2 separate regions of the Homo sapiens genome follow, and region 1 is linked to region 2. Evidence: chromatin contacts called from ENCODE Hi-C or POLR2A ChIA-PET data. All regions are on one chromosome and are shown on one strand. The core of a region is the stretch at or near the end of the contact, and the rest is flanking DNA. Distances in the headings are between cores, read along the strand shown. Region 1 has its middle 32 kb from the start of COL13A1. Region 2 holds the start of LINC02651 (long intergenic non-protein coding RNA 2651).

The links. A loop is a pair of places that touch in the nucleus more often than their neighbours do. ChIA-PET counts read pairs that join two places held with the same protein, here RNA polymerase II (POLR2A). Pooled maps may share reads with other maps.
Region 1: a map of endothelial cell of hepatic sinusoid shows a loop between it and region 2 (2.7-fold over the local background). The contact joins the enhancer-like site here to the promoter of LINC02651 in region 2. A Hi-C loop is called at or near these places in 2 of 168 maps with a recorded cell type or tissue (endothelial cell of hepatic sinusoid and posterior vena cava) and 1 of 50 pooled maps. POLR2A ChIA-PET finds 5 or more read pairs at or near these places in 1 of 52 experiments (OCI-LY7).

What each region holds. Positions count from the first base shown.
Region 1 is chr10:69,767,761-69,771,443 of GRCh38, forward strand. No RefSeq gene overlaps it. Among named protein-coding and RNA genes, the nearest start is that of COL13A1, 32 kb to the right of the region's middle. RefSeq lists enhancers at 1-510, 511-1,274, 1,275-2,038. Within about 2 kb of position 1,776, at least 2 of the 41 ENCODE cell types and tissues checked have a DNase peak (open chromatin) inside an H3K27ac peak, as active enhancers do.
Region 2 is chr10:69,682,841-69,686,511 of GRCh38, forward strand. LINC02651 (long intergenic non-protein coding RNA 2651) reads left to right here and starts at 1,609. Exons shown (of 3, transcript XR_946038.3): 1 at 1,609-2,278. RefSeq lists an enhancer at 3,016-3,516.

The DNA.
Region 1 (3,683 bases), core at 526-3,025, 85 kb after region 2:
CTGGAAAGGAAACGTGAGCTATGCAGAGGATGGCTGGGAAGGAGCAGGTAGCAGGTATCAGGGCTCTTTCAGTCTCTCTCACACCCTTGTTGAGGGAGCTGGCCACTGCTCAGACTCCTCTTGGCCAGGGGCTCCTGAGGACCCAGGCCGAGCCCAGCTCAGCCAGACAAGCTCTGGCAGAGGCCCCACTTTCTCCTCCAAACAATGTTGTTCTCCCAGCCAAGGGCAGCAAGAGGTGGGCCAGGAAGCTGACAGCACCAGGGAGGCTTCCTGGCTCCCCTGCCCTGCCCAGCCCAGCCCTCCATGTTGGGGTACATCCCCCAGTCTGGTCTGGCTGCCAAAGGTCTGTAAGGCAGAAACAGAGTTACACCACCACCGCCTCTCACGTCCTCAGCCTCCAGCTGGTCAGACTCTCGGGAGGGGCCTGGCAGCTCAGGTGGCTCTGCACCTTCTGTCCTTGAGCTAAGGGACCCCAACGAAGGCAGAACTGAGTCACTCTCCTCTTCTTCAGGCAAAGGCTGGGGGCTGAGGGCTCTGGCCTCGGGTTCCCTCGCTCATCTCAGAGGCTCTGAGACATAGAGCCCCTCTCAACATGGTCCTGTGAGCGTGTGCATGGAGTGTACACGTGGACATGTGTGTATGTGTGTGCATGTGAATGTATGTGTGAGGGCACACATGCATGTGTGTGAATGCGCATGTGTGTGTGTGAATGTGCACACAAGGATGTGGATGTATGCACATGAGTGCATATGGTGCATGTGTGGGCAGGGAATCTGGAGACTGGAGCTTCCAGGGCTGCTGGTGGCTGCAGCAGGCTGAGGGTGATGAGTAAGCTCACCTCCTCTTGCTCTCCTGGCATCCACTGAGTCCCAGAGTTGGGCCATGGGTGCCGTGGCGACCCAATGCATGAGAAAGACCCCATCTCTCCCTCTTGGGGTCACGTTCTGGTGAGGGGAGACAGGAATACACAAATAAACCAACAACACGATGTCAGAGAATAATGCAGGGTGAGAAGAAAATGGAATGGGGGCTGTGGTGGGCATCCTGTCCTTTTCTTCTTCCTCCTCTTCTCTGATTTTGGGAGTGCAGCATGGAATGAAAAGTGAGGTATGAGAGCAAGGGGGTGATGAAACACTTCGGCGTGGTGGGTGAGGGGTCCGGGAAGACCCACATGCTGACGCTTCCTGGCCTTGTCAGCTTGTCCCCCAAGACACTCCCCTGGGATGAAGGACAGGAAGCCCAGGTCTTGCCCCTGAGGTCTGGTGGCCCTCGCTCCTACCAGGCAGAGCTGCCATCCTTGGCTCGTCCGGAAGCCAAAGGCATCCCCACTCTTCCATTTCTGAGTCTGGTAGTTTGCTGCTGGGGAGAAAAATGAAGAAGAAGGAAAAAGGGGAAAATCCCATTTCAATTCTTTGGTCAAAGCACAAGTTTCTCTCCTCCCTTTCTTCCCTTCCTCCCTCCCTCCCTTTTTTTTCTTTTATTTTCTTCCTTTCCCCCAAGAGTAGAAAGAACCAGGGAATATAAACAAAAACGCTCTTAGAACAAATCAGGCCATCTTGTTCCCAAATCCCAGGAAACTCCTAGAAGCTGGGATCTGAGCAAAGGGACAAACGGAGCTGCAAGGCCAGTGGGGGTGGGAACTGGGCTGAGTCAGGGAAGGTCTGTGGGTTCCGCGGAGCCCCCAAAACAGCTGCCTTTTGGGGTCCAGATGTACTACCAGAAGGAAGGTCCAAGAGAGGCCAGAGGGGAGGGCTGAGGCTGCCTGGAGCTCACTGCATTCCTGCCAGGGTGAGTCACTGCCAGGACGCCCTGCTGTGCCGATTTGCAGCAACAGCCTTGGTGTCCCAGGACTCTTGGGCCCCCTCCAGATAGGTTCCTCCAACCCACAAAGAGCTCTCCTTTGCACATCGATGCCCAAAGGACTGTCATAATCACTCAGCCCATTTATGGCTTTGTTTTCTTCCAAAACGTAGCCCCCTGCAAGGAAAAAGCCCCAGCCATATCAATCATTTACTCTTTGATATAAATGAGTCATCCAGCCCTTTTCCAATGGCAGGTTTGAATGAGAAGAAGAAACAGAGCATGAGGACGCTGCATTTCACAGAGCAAGGGACCCCAAGGAAGGCATGGACCTTTCGTGGAGGTTGGGGGTTGCATGAGGGGGAAGATCCAGAAAAGGCAGAGGAGGAGCTGGACACGGCATCCTCAGACTCAGGGTGGGCCAACACCGCCCTGAATGAAACCAAGGCTTTGCAAGACCAACATAAACCAGAGCTCAGCAAGTTTATTTTCTCATGAAGAGCGAATTCTGTGAAAGACAGAGCTAAGTCTTATCAAGCACTGACTAGGTACCAGGTACCTCCCAAGTGCTGTTCCTGCAGTAAAGGAATTCTCACAACCCCCAGAGAGAGAATGGACACTCAGAACCGGTTGGAGCAAGAGGCAGCGCTGGGAGAGGGATCCGCACCTGCCGCTTCTGGAGAGCTTGCTTTCCCACCACACTACGCAGCCTCTGGAACCAGGTTGTTTGCAGCACAGGTGGGCTGATTCCAGGGTCTTATGACCCTGCAAGGCTGGAGGTTGTAAGGCTTAGAGATGGGAAATGACCTGACCAAGATCACACAGCAAAATACCACATGGGCACCCCACAGCCTCACTGCTGCCCAGATTGGTATAGCAAGCATGCCCTTGTCTGAGTCACTAGTGACTTGCTATTGAATGAATGAATGAACCAACAAATGAAGAAATGGGAACAGAGGCTCAGGGAGGTTCCATGTCTGACCCGAGGGCATATGTTTGGGATTCTCAGGGCAAGCCTCCTCAGAACCAGCTGTCCCAGTCCTGCCCAGCCTCTATACAGCACTTGGCTTCTTCTCCTAGCAATTCTCCTATTTTGTCACATTTGAGTTCACAGCCTCCAGAGCGACGTAGGGCCTTGACTTCCTGTTCCTGATGGGCAGGAAAGGTCATGCAGCTCATTAGTGGTGGTGAGGTTGGTGCTGTGTCCCCATCTCTAGCCAATCATACCAAACAGTGGTTGGTCTCTGTGACCCTGTCCCCACCATGCCTGGACTATGAAATCAAAGGGGTTTTCTTGACCCTAAAGGACAGTCAAGCCTGATTCAGGAAGAAGGGCTTGGACATCCACCCGTTTCTCCACGGCGTGCCTCCCCTTTCCAAGCAGCATTTTAGCGTTGTTCACCCAGACCTTCAGACTTCATGGCCAGCTCATTAAGGGATCATGGGTGCAAACAGCCTGTTGACCTCAAGGGAGAAAGTAGAGGGTTTTCCAGGAAAGGGGTGCTGGTGAGAAGATCTCCTCTCGCACTTGTGGCTCAACTTCAGTGAGTTGGATGCCCAGAGGCACTTCCTCTTCAGGGTGTTGGTGCCTCCCTGTTTCCTGAGCTATGGCAGCTCAGAGGGGCAAAGCAAAGGTTTCCAGCCTAGAGAGAGCAATGCTGCACCTTTGCCAGCCGTAGCCCATAGCTGCTTATTCCATCTCACCAAAGTGCAATCAACAAGCACTCACTGGGCACCTACTGCATGTCAGGCACTGTAGTGGGCCCCCCAGGTCCAAAGCTGGGTGAGGAACCAGACTGCCCAGGGTCAGTCTTAGGTTCCCAGCCAGGCTATCAGCATATCATCCTGATGGCAGGGACCACCTTCCATCTCTCCTAGCATCA
Region 2 (3,671 bases), core at 359-2,858:
CCCCCACCAAGACTACCACGCCCTTGGCTCATAGACATAAGCTCATAAACACACATGCATGTATTTGTTGATACAGTACGTGTAACTATACAGACTTTGAATAAACATTTATTATACTCCTATAGGGCCCTGACACTACAAAAATGAGTCCAGTTCTGTCCTCAGGGAGTTTGCAGTTTGGGGTGAGGTGGGGGAAACTGACTCAAACAATGAGGTGTTGGTGCTATCTCTTCTATGTGCAAAGCCCAGGGGGTTTGAGAGAGAGACATTTAATCTGCTTATGAGAATCTGGGAGTGCTTCAAGAAAGAGGTGCTGATAGAACTGGGTGTTGAAGGGTGAGTAAGAGTCCTCCAGGTGGGCTAGACAGAAATCTAGTTAGATGTTGCCTCCAACAGGAAGTCTTTCCTGATCCTTTCCCCTTCCCCACCCACCTGGCCTAGGTGTCCAGGGCTTCTGATTCCTTGACACTTTGCATGTCTCTGCCACTGTGAGCCACTGAGGGCAGAGACTGAGTGTTTGTGCCCCTAGCTTCTGAATCATGTCTAACATATAGAAGACTTTCAATAAATGCTGAATAAGTATGAAAGAGAAAAGGAAGACATGCTGGGCAGAGAGTGGAGTGAGCAAAGGCAAGGAAGAGGGAAGATGAAGGGGAGTGGAGGCATTTGCCGAGGCAGGACACAAATAGAACAATGCAGGGACATAAGTCAGATGCTGCTGAAAATGGCAGCCCACAGCACCGCTTACCAACTCTCCCATGAAAGACCTTACCTTACAGAGAGGAATAAACAGCTATTGCTCTTACCTCAAACATCCTCCCAAATGCCTGCCTTTTCTCCCTCCCTGGGGAAGACAAGCAAGACCAGTGCTGCCACAGGAGTTGCTCAAGGTTGCTCAAAGGAGTTGCTCAAAGAAACCAGGAATAGGACCTGGTTTCTCTGCTGTCATTGTCCTTAGCTTACAGCCTACAGCCTGGCAAATACCAGTGCCATGGACTGATGAATGCTTTGCAAATCTGGTTCCCATTAAGTTGCCAGTAAAAAAACCCAAGAGGTTCATGTGGCAAAGTCAGACTAGATGTGAGCAGATTGACAAAAGTCCCAAAGAACTGAACTAGCCCCATGGCTCTGATACCCCTCGTGGGTTTGAAAATATCCAGCGATGGCCAGGTGCAGTGGCTCACACCTGTAATCCCAGCACTTTGGGAGGCTGAGGCAGGTGGATAACGAAGTCAGGAGTTTGAGACCAGTCTGGCCAAGATGGTGAAACCCCGTCTCTCCTAAACATATACAAATTAGCCAGTTGCAGTGGCGGGTGCCTGTAATCCCAGCTACTCGGGAGGCTGAGGCTGGAGAATCTCTTGAACCTGGGAGGCGGAGCTTGCAGTGAGCTGAGATTGCACCACTGTACTCCAGCCCGGGCGACAGAGCGAAAAAAAAAAAAAAGAAAAGAAAATATCCAGGGCTCCGGGGGATAGCCCTTGCTTTCCAGTGTTCCTAAAAGAAGATAAAGTCACACTATCAAATAACAAATGCCTCATCAAAACACAACCCAGAGATCAGCCCAGTTCTTCCAACAAGAAACAGGCCAGTCATGACAGTATTATAATTATGATGACGAGGAAGGGAATGCTAGCCAACCACTCCCCTCCCCGCCCCGGCCTCTATCAGGGGTAAGCCCAGGAGGCAGGAGTGCAGAGTGGCTGAGGGCAAGGCCTCTGCCCTGTTGGAATAGCCTGGGCCTGCCCCTTCCTAGCCTGTGAGCTGTGACGGGGATTCAGTGAGGGTCTCAGGCTGTGTACAGCCCAGGACAGTGCCTGGCTCAGAGTGAGTGCTCAACAAGCTTTAAGTGTCGTTAGTATTCTTGCTGAAAACATGAAAACTAACCCCAGAGCTAAGCAGTGGAATTCTGCCCGTGTTGGGGGTGAAGAGACCAAAGTTCAGAAAAATTCATTAACATGTCCAGGATCATACAGCTGGAACAGGGGAACAGGCAGGGCTGAGCTCCAAGTCCAGGCAGGCTGAGCCCAGAGCCCTCGCTTTGAAGCTGTTTTATATGACTCCTTAGCAGGAAGCTACTCAGGGCGGACTGACTCAAGAGCATTGTTTCCTGGAACTCCTGAGTCCAAGAGCTGGGGGAATGCTGGAAACAAGGAGAAGGAAGGCAGAGAATGCTTGTGGAGGCAGCAAGGAATAAATAGATGCAAGAATATTGGAAGGTGTCATAAGAGGGATAAGGAACCAATCGCACCTCTGTCTCGCCCCATCCCCTCTCCAGGTGAGAAGTGCTGGCTCTGTGTGAGACTTTATGTCAGACAGGGGCTCAGTGCTGACCGTTCAGCCCTGTGCCTAGGGACAGCCCTTCAGCCTCCTTGACGATTTCCTGATTTAGTCTGGGTCTGAGGGCACCTCCTCATCTGGCCAATTCAGGGTAAAAGAATTTGGAAAGCTCAAACACTCAAGAAATTTAGTTTTTTGTTTTGTTTTGTTTGGTTTTGAGAAAGGGTCTTGCTGTGTCACCCAGGCTGGAGTGCAGTGGCACAATCACCATCACTGCTCATTGTGGCCTCAAACTCCTGAGCCCAAATGATCCTCCCACCTTAGCTTCCTGAGTAGCTGGGACCACAGGCGTGCACCACCACACAAGCTAATTTTTTTTTTTTTGTAGAGACAGGGTCTCACTATGTTGCTCAGGCTGGTCTCAAACTCCTGTGCTCACACAATTTTCCTGTCTCGGCCTCACAAAGTGGTGGGATGACGGGCATGAGTCACTGCGTCTGGCCAAGAAGCTTAGTTTTTAAAATAACAATCAGTAAAATAGGTTACAACTTTTCAGTCAAACCTGTCAGGTGAGATGAAAATTCAGGAAAGCCAGGCCACATTATTTTCAGTTAAGTTCTGTGAAAACTTCTGCAAAATCAATCAGAAACTCCGTCAGTTCATCTCAAAGTCCTGGGAGTCTAGACAGAAGTTCAGGCTTCGCATGTACTGGGGTGGTTGGTCGGAAATTTGGTGAGGTCGGTCCAAAATCCAGCAAGGTCAATCTAAACTCTGGATCAGTCCCAAGTTTAGTGCGGCAAGGTGAAGTCCGAGCGGTGTAGTCAAATATTTAGCCAGATTCATCATGACGTCACCCCGACCATTTGGGGTTGGGTAGGCCATCGGGTGTGGGACTGGGTATGTGATGGGCAGACAGACAGGCAGAGGATTGGCAGTGTGCGCAGGCCTGGGAGCCAAAGTGGAGACTGAATGGTAGTTTCTGGGGGTTTCCAGAACCACCTCCAGCAGGAGCCCAGCTGGGGAAATTGTGAGGCTGACCAAGAGTAGTGCGTGGTGCTCCCAGACATGTCCCTGCCACTTCCTTGAGGAGACCTGAAATGCTACTCTGTTGACCCCTACAACCCCAGCACATTGCTGAGCTGCCAGCCTTCTGACGCCTACCCCCTGTCCAGCCACTGGGCAGCCAGCCAGCATGTTTTGGCCTAAAGGACAGCAGCTCTGTGCACACACGTAGCACACGCTTGTCCCCACACGGCCTGCCTGTCTGTTCTCCCACGCTCCTTTCCCTTTCTGGCCAGAGCTGAGCAGGCAAAGCCAACAGCTGGCCTGGTGCCCTGGTGCGTGGAGGTGTAGCTGGGCTCTGACCCAGCTCCTCAAACAGGTTCCATATG